Linked DNA regions of Mus musculus: region 2 is linked to region 1. The links are chromatin loops, found by intact Hi-C in ENCODE. Cell type or tissue: heart. All regions are shown on one strand. Links, peaks and the distances in the headings refer to the core of each region. The heading gives the core; the rest is flanking DNA. Region 1 holds the start of Mff (mitochondrial fission factor). Region 2 has its middle 19 kb from the start of Tm4sf20.

Region 1 (5,379 bases), core at 327-5,326:
AAGTTCCATCATTCCATAGACAAATGTGTTGTCAGATGGGGAGAAGGATGGCTACCAGGAGACACCTTTAGCCATATTCCAATAGGTTATAAAAATACAAGGGTAAAAGGAAACCTGTTTGAGGCTGCCTAAAAATTTGATGTGTAAGTGATGGTTTCCTGAAAAGGAGGACAAATTACACCAAATTCCCAGAGAAGCATATTCTAAGTCAAGAGCAATACAGCACCACACACAGTACAAATGCCACTGTGCTGAGACAGAGGTATTCTGTAAACTTAAGGTTAAAGCAATATAGATGTCTTCATCATCGATTTAAAAAACAAACAAACAAATAAAACCAGAAACATACTCTATACCTTATGAGTATACTCCTTGGGGACTGCTTAGTGCGCTAAGCATAGTTGGACTATGACTCTCAACTAGTTTATTTCATTCTTTTTGCCCAAATGTCTGCTTTTTGAGGAACTGACACATACAGATGGCTTAAAGACTAAGAAAACAGAGACAAAGAGAAAATTTTACTTACAAATGTGAAACAACAGGCTTGCTATTTGGCACTATCTGCTTCTGTGCTTCATATTAACTCCTTAAATTGCTCCGATGCACATGTGCTAGGGTGAGAGCCACTTTTATCCCTGCGGGAGGAGAACAGCGACTGAGAAACTAGATGATACCGTTGTTAGGGACTTAGCTAGAAAATCTTTAAATAAAAGCCACAAAGATTTACAACTTTACACTAATAAACAAAGAATTTCAAAAGTACCAAATTTTGATGTCTTAGAACAGACAGTCACCATGTAAGGCAGCAGCTCTCAACCCGAGGGTCTCGACCCCTATGGTTGTTGAGTGACTACCACAGTGGTTGGACACTTTTGTGATATTTATAATACAATTCATGACAATAGCAAAATTGCAGTTATGAACTAACAACAGTAATAATTTTATAGTTGGTTACCACAAAATGAGGACTGTATTAAGACAATACTACTGCCTCAGTTTTTAGATTGTATGTTTCAATAAAACAGAGGAGGACCTAATTATTTTTTCTTTCTCATTAAAACTATGGTACTTTGGGTATTCTTTGGTAACAAATAAACTTAATTTGGGGCTAAGGTTTTACTCCCACGTCTTTGGTCATTACATGCTTGTTGTATACCTTGAGATAAATCTCCTTCAGACTCCTATCTGATACCACAGCTCCACTTTCTAGGCCACACCCAAACATCCGCAATGTTTTCCAATTTCATCGGGGTCCCGTACATTACACTCAATTTCTTCTTTAGGTTGGCTTTCATTTTTAAAAACACAAATCTATTTTTAAGGGACTATTTACCCTTAATTAATATTCACTACCTTTGAACCATAAACTTGCTGTACGCATATAAACATATGTAACAAAACCAAAACTATTTAAAAAAATTAAGTCGCAGTGAATCAAAGGTCTAATCTAAGAACTGCTGAAGCTCTGAGTCAAAACCTTGAAGATACACAGGCACAGGCAAGGACTTTCTGCAAAGGGCTCCGAGAGGCTGAGGAAACACCAGCAAGAACTGGCATCATGTAACATACAAACTTTCTGTAGAAATTAAGAGTAGAGAGATTCTACGGGATCTTTGTTGGGTAGTCATATGGCAGGGGGCTCACATCTAGAATTATATAAACAACCCAAAAACCTACTAAAGGGACCCCCCCCCCCCGTATCTATTAACAACAAAAATGTCACAACAGCAAGGAGAGAGTAACAGAAGAAACTTTGTAAATCTAAAATGAGGCAGCCCTATCAGACAGGAAGAGAGCTAACACAGTTCCTTCCAGTAGTTCAGTAAAAAAACATGTACTCAGAGACACCACTGAGGAGCTATCTCAATTCACAGGTCCTCGAAACCAAAAATTAGACAACCCGTTATCCACATATAAACACACATACACACCCCTCCTCAAGCAATCTAGTTGCGCTCAGAATACTAAATAGGGCTCAATGGTCCTACTTTCCCTAAAGGTTTTTCTTTGGGGAATCTCATTAGTAGCCAAAGCGACTGAGGGAGAAAGGAATGTTTCTCACCTGGGAAAAAGGGCATCCCCATTCACTGGCTCCCCGTGGGAGGCCTGCTTAGCATTATTGGGCACAAGTTTTAGTCTTCTGGAATTAGAGAGCACCACCAATTCAGAGACAGCGTTGCTCTTCCCAGAAAATGCGTCCTGCTCCTGAGCTAGTGGGACTGGGACGCTGGTTTGTTTGTTTGTTTCTTGTTTTTGTTTGCTTGTTTGTTTTGCAATGACAAGTTTTTAGCAAATGGAGGTCAGGGGCTATGGGGGACCTGGACCCCAGCTTAGCGTGGGGTGCGGGGGTATAGCCCGCAACGCCTCCAGCGAGCAAGGATGCTATGGCCAGCCCGGGGTCTCCCAAAGGCCTTTAGTTATACGGATTTTACACAAAACAAAGAGTTACTTTTAAACGCGACAGACTCAAGGTCAAACTGCGAGGTGCTTGGGCCCGTGGAAGAGATGCCCGAAAAAGCCCAGATCCAAACTCACAGGCTTCCTTCCGTTTCCTAACCCCAAACTAATAGGTGTTTTTCGTTTTGTCAGTAAAATTCGATTTTTGTTTCACAGAACAAGATGCGGAGGTAGAAACGGTGAAGAAGCCGGTCCCAAATATTTACAGGGCAGGGACCTGATGACGGGCCAAGGCCGGGGCCGCTCCGCCCAGTCTGGAGAGGGGTGTCACTGCCGCGGCGCTAGGCCCGGAGTCCTGCTTGGGGAGACTAGAGCACTCACCCTGGGCCTGCTGGAGAGTCCCCGGAGAGAGGGTCGCCGCCCGCCGGCTCCGGGGCACTCGGGTGAGCGCTCGCAGAGGCCGTTGACCGAGCGCACCGAGGCGCCCGGGCAAAGAAGCGGCGGAGCGGCCGCGACGGGCCGGGACAGACGCGAGAACGGCCAGGACTGACCCCTTCCAGGAGCCGTAGCGGAAGTAGGTTTCTGGTCATGTGACGAGAGAAGGGCGGATGTTGCATGCAGGCTCCTGAGACGTCGACGCGGAGCCATTTTTGTCGTGGGCAAAGTACTTCCGTCTCAGGTGATTCCTGTTGAGGGGGTTTCTAGACTTTGCGATCTTTAAGAACCTTGCGTTTGCAGGTAAACTGGTAACCTGTTTTAAAGGAACGCCTGAATAAAAATTCTTATGGTGGCCCGCGAATTTGCATATATAACTAAATATTGGAAGTAATTCTTCAGCAGTCTAATTGTGATTTCCCTAAAACTTACAAATTAAGAATCCGAGAAAAGGGGAAGCTGAATTGGGTTTCAAGATAGTAGGGGTCAGAAATCTCTTTCAAATCTAAACACCCAACTTGTGGCTCCCCTCTGGAAGGCAAGAACCATACTTGCTCATAGAAGGATAGACGGGAAGCCAAATCAGGAAATACGACGTGTGCCTCTATTTTCATAACCTAGCAACTTCACCCACTGTTTCTCATCCTTGGTGACAACCAACCAGGGTTAAAGAATTTTTTTTTTTACAATCTGTTCCATATTATAGTTGAGCCTGGTGCCACACTCTTGAAATCCCAGTATTAGGGACTTAGGAGCTAGAAGCTATAGGATCAAGAGTTCCAGACCAGCCTCAGCTAAGTATTGAGTGGAAGGCCTGTGTCATTATCTATATCAAACATACACACTCTTTTTTTTTTAAACAGTAAACACCTTGATACTTTAAAAAAAAAGATTAATTTATTATTATATGTAAGTACACTGTAGCTTTCTTTGGACACACCAGATGAGGGCGTCAGATCTCATTACGGATGGTTGTGAGCCACCACGTGATTGCTGGGATTTGAACTCAGGACCTTTGGAAGAACTCTTAACCACTGAGCCATCTCTCCAGGCCCATACATGCTCTTTTTCTTGTGGTTATTTCCTACTAATAGAGTCTAACATGTTTATATTGGTTTAAATATATGTAATCTAGAAACAGTTTTAAGTGTTTGTGAGGATGTGCATAGGTTATCTGCAACCATCAATTTTATATAAGAGACATAAGCTTGTGGATATGAGCTGTGATTCTAGAACAAATTTCTCACTCCCTTGTGCAAAGGAAGAGTATTTACTCAAGTGATATAGTCTTGAATCTAAAAATACTTCCAAAGTCAATCTTTGGCTCATTCTTATAACTACAGTTCTAAGGAACCAGAAGTAAGAGGGTGGGAGGATTGCCAGCACTACACAATGAACCCTGACTCAAAACAACAACAAAAACCCAAACAAAGAAAATCTCAGATGATCCCCCAGAAGTGTTATTTTCCTTCAAAATAATGTGTCAAACTTTCTGAATTTCATTCTTGTGTGTCCTTCCTAATATTGGTTTAAGATAAGCAAAATTTCCCTTTACCTTCTGAAGGTCTCAGTGAGACCCCAATTAAATTGGCATAAAACAGCAGGTGAACAGAATGGAAGCATACACTTTTAATTAGTAATTTTTGCTTGTATGTTGGAATATTGAAAAATGAAGACACAAAGAAGTTCTTAGGATCTATAATCTGTATCAGAAGCTGACCATTGTAGTAAATTGTAAAAATGTGAGAAGACACTTTTTAAGTGTCTTTGTCTCAAAATAATCTTTATTTCAAAGGGGCCTACTGTGGGTGGTGTGTCCTGCTAATTTATAGTGACAAGTAATCCTCCTTTACGGACAGATTAAATAACATTATCCTGTCATTCCAAGTCAAGGCCTTTGGGGGTAAGTATGGATAAGCTAGGTAAGCCATACATTATCAAGACTTTTAAATGTGTTCTCTCCCTCTCACTCATCCCTCTTTCTCACCCCTCTTCCTCTCCCTCTCCTTTTTTCCCCTTCTCTCTCCTTTCTCTCTCTTATCCCTCCCTTTCCCCATGGCAACTTCCTTGTCCTCAGTCCTTGGCACCAGTGAACTCACCCATTTGCCGGACAGCATCTTCCCAATAAACCTGTCTTTAATCTAATCTAATCTGGTTTAAATGGGTTGATTTCAGCAGCAGCAGAGAAATAACCTATCAAGGGTCTTATTGCTCCCTTACACTTCTTAAATGTTGCAGACTTCTTTTTCTTTTGTCCCTAGCCCTTTCTTTTCAAAGTTTTGAAATGACTTTTAAATAAAGATCCATAATTCAGTTATCAAACCCAGGTCTTCTTCTGTAACCCTGATTTATCATTTATCTTTGGGCATCATGTGAGTCTATTAAACAAGACAGTGTTTCATAGAATGTCAGAGCACCTAATAGTGTGTGATACAGTCTTAAATGAAAAGTTATGTGGCATGAATGGTGCTTCTTCCATGCACATGGAAGTCTATTCCTTCTTGTGTCCTGTATTATAGATTCATGATGGGTCTTCCTTTTCTTCTC
Region 2 (5,379 bases), core at 206-5,205, 63 kb before region 1:
CCATACACATGCACAGTGTGGTTCGATCATACTCAGCCCCGTTTCTGTTTCTTTCCTTCCTCCCATTCATCTTTCCTCTTCCAACTATCTCTCCTTTTACTTTGATGCCTTGCCTTTATGTGTGTCTGACCCAACCAGTTTCAATAGGATTGCTTGCAGTAGGAGCAACGTCACCGTAGCAGGGGCTACACCATCCAGGAAAAAGTCTTTTCCTCCCCCAGCAACTGTCAACTGCCTATAGATCCTCAGGGAGGGGAGGGTCCTCATGAGCACTCTTCCCCGCTGCCTCAGGATGGGAGGTTGATTGGTCCAGTCTTCTGCCAATCTTGTTCAGGTATTCATACTTACTATGAATTCAAGATCAGAACAGACAGATTGTACTTAGAGGACAGGGTCCCCAACATCCCACCCCCTCCTCTGGCATTTAAATTGTTTTCTCCCTTGTTTTCATCATGTCCCCCGAACCTTGGAGGAGTTCATTCAAGCTATGGGTCACGTCAAGACACTCTGGAGTGACTGTACACCACCAGCACAGGGTGGGATTTAATTGCCCTCAAGGAACCTGGAGGCATTTAATTATCACCCACGCTCATTATCTTTATCAACAGTAAGTGTGCTGGTTGGCTTGTTTTTGTTTTTGTTTTTGTTTTGTTTTGTTTGTCAGTTTGACACAAACCCAGACATATGTGAGAATATTGTCTCAGTTGAGACTATCCCGCTATAAGATTGCCTTATAGGCAAGTCGGTGGGGCATTTTCATCACTGATGGAGCATGTAGGAGGATTCACCTCAGTGTAGATGGCGCCACCCTCCGGCAGGTAGCCCTCAGTTGTATAAAAACAGCAGGCCGAGCAATTCATGAGGAGCAAGCCAATAAGCAACTCCTTTGTGGTTTCTGCTTCAGTTCCTGCCTTGAGTTCCTGCCCTGACTTTCTTTCTTCAGTAATGAACTGTGATATGACCGTGTAAGCAAAGCAAACCTTTTCCTTCCCGAGCTGCCTTTAGTCATGGTGTTTTTATGTCAGCAGGAGAAACCCTAACTAAGATCATAAGGCTCTGTAGCAGTAGCTCTCAACCTTCCTAGTGCTGCAACCCTTTAACACAGTCTTCCTGTCGTGACTCCCAATCATGAAAGTATTTCTTTGCTACTTGAGAATTATAATTTTGCTACTGTTCTGAATCGTACTGTAAAGTCCTGATAGGCAACCCCTGTGGAAGGGTCGTCCCATCCCAAAGGGATCCTGACCCACAGGTTGACAGCCACTACTCTACAGTTACTGCTGCTCATTGCAGAAAGAAGTTGCTTTGACCAAAGCTGACAGCAGTCTATGAATATAAGCCTGATTCAGAAAACAATGCTCTCGGCTGCCAACAATTCATGTATCTTTGTCCAGTTCTTTGTTTCCAGGATATAAGGACCTTGAACTCCTCTGGAGATGCTCATTAAACATTGATATTCACCAATGTTAGTGATATATTTACAACCAAAAGAAAGTGTCCTTTTATGAGATGGGCACATATGTGTCACCATCTCATAGTGTGTGTGTGCATTCATGCATGTGGTGTGTGTGTGTATGTGTGTGTGTGTGTGTGTGTGTGTGTGTGTGTGTGTGTGTATACATGTGTGTGGTGAGGCTTGCTTGCTAAACAGTTGTTTCTGTTCTTTCTTGAATTTCCATTAAAAAAATAGTACTAGAATATTGAAAATCTGAGAGTGAAATAAAACACAGTGATATGGTCCAGTACTTAGGCCATTTGTGGTTCCTGCAACTGGGAGATGGGTTGGGGGATTAAAAGGAGCCAGAGCTTGCTTCTGGCTGAAGAGACTGAGGAGGGCTCCAATGGGCAGGGCTGTGCATTGTTTGCTGGGAACCCCAAATCAGTGAGTGAGACGAGGCCAAGTTAGAGGTATCAGATGGCCTGCACAGCCCTCTCTTCAGCTACACACCCTCGATGGGGGTGTTGGAACCACGACTCCCCACTCGATAGTCAGATAAACGGAAAGCAGATGGTACCTTTGAGAAGAAACATGGCTGGCAGCCATGATTAGAGAGCCGACCATATGATTCACATTTCCTCTCTAAGTAAGAATAGATGATGGTTCCTGCTGTCTGGGAAGGCTCACACAGAAAGGGAGAGGGCAAGGAAATGTGCCGGAGGTTGTGGATTTACACCCCAGGAGGGGCTCAGCCTTTGACTTTGCATGGGACTACATTCTGTGCCCTGGCCTAGCACACAACACGTGCATGGTCAGGTCCTCTCTAGTGGTCAGGGCAGTCTGTGATACTTCCCTTCCAGTGGTAGAGGATGGAATGTCAGAAGTTCAAGGACAGCCTGGTTAACATAGTGAGTTCAAGACTAGCCTGGTCTACAGGAAACTTTTCAAAAAACACAAAAGCCAATCCATCCAACCAAACAAGAAACCAATTCCCCTCCAGTGAATGATCAACTTTCTTTAAATGGAGGTTTTAGAGTCCAAGATCAAATGGCATCAGATTCTCTGTGGCTCAAAAGCTACCTTTTAGAACACCTTGGCACAGGGCAATCTCAGTGATGACTCCTGGGCTGGATCTGAGTGTCCACATTCCTCCCCATTCCTGGCAAGCCGTCTCTACATGCTGACTTCACACTGTGCCTCAGTGACTAGACTAGGGGGCTAACCACGCCTGTCCCAAAAGCTCTTTATCAATTCCTGTTAGGTCTGGGAGAGCAGCCAGACATTCCAGGAAGAGTGAAAAGCCTGAGCCACAGTGGTGACTGGTTAGCACACACTGCCCTCTTGTGTCTATAACACAGTTCACAGGATACTTTCCTGCAGGCTCAAGTTCAGTGAGAATCAATAGGATTGCTTTGCTTTATAGAGAAAGTCCCACAGTTGCCATAATGGTAATCCTCCCGCCTCAGGTTCCCAAGAGCTAAAACGACAAATTGGAGGGTCCATCTACAGTTTGGAATGAATCCTTATCTTTTCTTGTCTCTTTTTGGTTTCATTCTGAAGTTTTTCATAGTCCTAAGCCTGTAAGCCTCAGAAGCAGAGAAAGAAATGGAAGAGGGAGAGGGAGGGGGAGGGGGAGGGGAACTGGAAGGGGGAGAGGAGAGGAGAGGGTGGGAGAGAGGAGAGGGTGGAAGGGAGAGAGAGAATGAGAATGTGTGTGTGGAGTGCACATACACACTCACATGCCAGTTTCTCAGTTCAGGGTTAGTGAAGTTAGTTGATAGAGACTGATTCCAAAAAGTAGGTGCTGACCACAATGGGACCCAAGACTAGAATGAATACTCTGTTCTCCAGATGAAAGAAAACCACCATGGGGATCAGGGTCTGAGGTCTGTATCCAAACACCAGAGTATCAGAAAGCCTTAGGGGAGCTCCTAGAAAGTGCTGGGCTTCTGAACTGAGCTGCTAATTTCATCCTCATTTTCTGAAAGCTTTGGAAGGTGGTACTGGGGACATTCAAATGGCTGCCTCCTGCTCCACAAACATCTTCAATAAAGACCACTTATTTTTTTCTATCTAGTATCACTCAGACATGGGCTGTCCCTTTGGCAAGCTCAAGCCTGAACCTATACCTATGTTAGGTAGCAAGTGTTCTGCCTCTGCCTCTATCTATCTATCTATCTATCTATCTATCTATCTATCTATCTATCTATCTATCTATCTACCTACCTACCTACCTACCAATCATCTCTCTCTCTTCTCTCTCTCTCCCTTCTCTCTTCTCTCTCTCTTCCTTTCTTTCTTTTTTTCTCTCTCTTCAGCTTGCTTTGAGGAAGATGTAAGCTGTGCTCTAAGTTTGCGTACATCATAGTTAGTGACCCAGATGTGGCTTTGATGAATCAGATGGCCCAAGCCTGTATGCTTCACTTCTTAAAGTACAGAAACCAGAGTCAAAATTACTTTCACACGGCCTTCTAACACCACAACTGAGCATTCAACTATGCATCATATGAGGCTAGGGAGAACAAATAAGGGGTGGAAAAGATGCACTTTGCTTGGCAGGGAGGGCTATCCTCCTTGGATGTTTTTCACATCTGTGTCTCAGCCAGGTGTTCTGCCCCCGTAGGGAACGGCCATCAGGAGGCCCCCACACTGATAGAACTTTTTGTGCTCCTGTAAGTGTGTGGTGTACAACCTGGACAGCCTTTCCAAGCAGCTGGGAAGCACAGCTTCGTAAATAAAGGCACCGATGCCCTAATTATGGTTTTTGAATCTTGTGTAGGATTACTTTTCAATCTTTTTATCCCATCAGTGGCATTTTCCCTTAATGACATCAACGCTTTCTCTGCCTTGTGTTCTTGTGTGAACCTTGACATGATGGGGTCCAGTTTCTTGCCTCAAACACACAGAGACAGGTCAGCAAATTTACAGACCATGTTCACAATCACAAGATGAGGGGCTCTCGCTAGCCTGGCTTTGTTTTGTTTGAGACGGGGTCTCTTGTAGCCCAGGCCGATCTCAAAATTGCTGTGCAGCCAAAGATGACTCTGGGCCTCTGATCTCCCTGCCCCCACTGCCTGAGTGCTGGAATTACAGGCCTGCACCGCCACACCCAGTTTACGTAGTGCTGGGCGTGGAACTTGGGCATCAGGCATGCTTGGCTGTTTACCAAGTGGCTATGGCTCCAGCCCATAACCATGCTCTCTTTAGTTTTTTTTCAGAATTACATGATTTTTTATTTTGTGTGTATGCATGTGGAGTTCAGAGAACAACTTTGGGCTGTTGGCTCTCTTCTTCCAGCATATGGGGTCTGGGGACCACACTCAGGTTGCCAGGTTTGGTGGCAGCTACATTTACCCACTGAGCTATGTTATCAGCCCCATAAACATGCTTTCTGTCTGTCATTTATATTAGAAAAGTTTCTCTGTTTGCTTTTCCTGGTCCCCAGATCAAAGAACACAAGATACAACATCAGGAAATAAGTCTGGCTTGCGAAAGCATTACGCAGAGTTGTGATTTGCATAGTGATAAATGATTTGGCTACCTTTTTATTTTTATTTTTTTTTCTGGTTTTCTCTTAAGGTGAGGCCAAAGGTAAAGATTGGAGGAGCTAAGTTTGCTTGCTTTCCATTGTCAGAGATTAGTTTCAAACTCATCTCCAGCTTGGAGACCTTCCAGGTCAATTCCTGAGTGTCTCTTTGTGATCCCGTTCAGTGGTTCCATGCTCTGTCTTAGCATGGCAGGGACTCTTGGTAGAAAAAGTTCTCTTCCCATCTCACGCACTTATGTCTGCTGTTCAGCCCACTGTGACCTGGGTCAGTCACAGCAAATCCATCTCACTACAAACCCAAAGGCTCAGGGCACCCTGGTTGGCTACAGTCACTGCCTCCTCTCTTTTATACCCTGTCCTCATATTCTGTTTACTTAGTACCAGCGGGATAGTT

Evidence for each region. Peaks named below come from ENCODE experiments on the same cell type or tissue, not always from the same donor. Only the 100,000 strongest peaks of a DNase experiment are listed, where the experiment ranks them.
Region 2: it touches region 1 in a loop (4-fold over the local background); 1 of 42 quality-filtered maps calls a loop at or near these places.

The regions. Positions count from the first base shown.
Region 1 is chr1:82,722,484-82,727,862 of GRCm38, reverse strand. Mff (mitochondrial fission factor) reads right to left here and starts at 2,973. Exons shown (of 9, transcript NM_029409.3): 1 at 2,779-2,973; 2 at 527-635. C430014B12Rik (a long non-coding RNA gene) reads left to right here and starts at 1,942. Exons shown (of 4, transcript XR_865578.3): 1 at 1,942-3,076. In heart, for the core only: no CTCF peak of the experiment used is centred there; a DNase peak (open chromatin) is centred at 2,972; H3K4me3 peaks cover 1,911 bases; H3K27ac peaks cover 1,531 bases; H3K27me3 peaks cover 396 bases.
Region 2 is chr1:82,784,921-82,790,299 of GRCm38, reverse strand. No RefSeq gene overlaps it. Among named protein-coding and RNA genes, the nearest start is that of Tm4sf20, 19 kb to the right of the region's middle. In heart, for the core only: a CTCF peak has its summit at 2,776 (motif pointing left); a DNase peak (open chromatin) is centred at 2,689.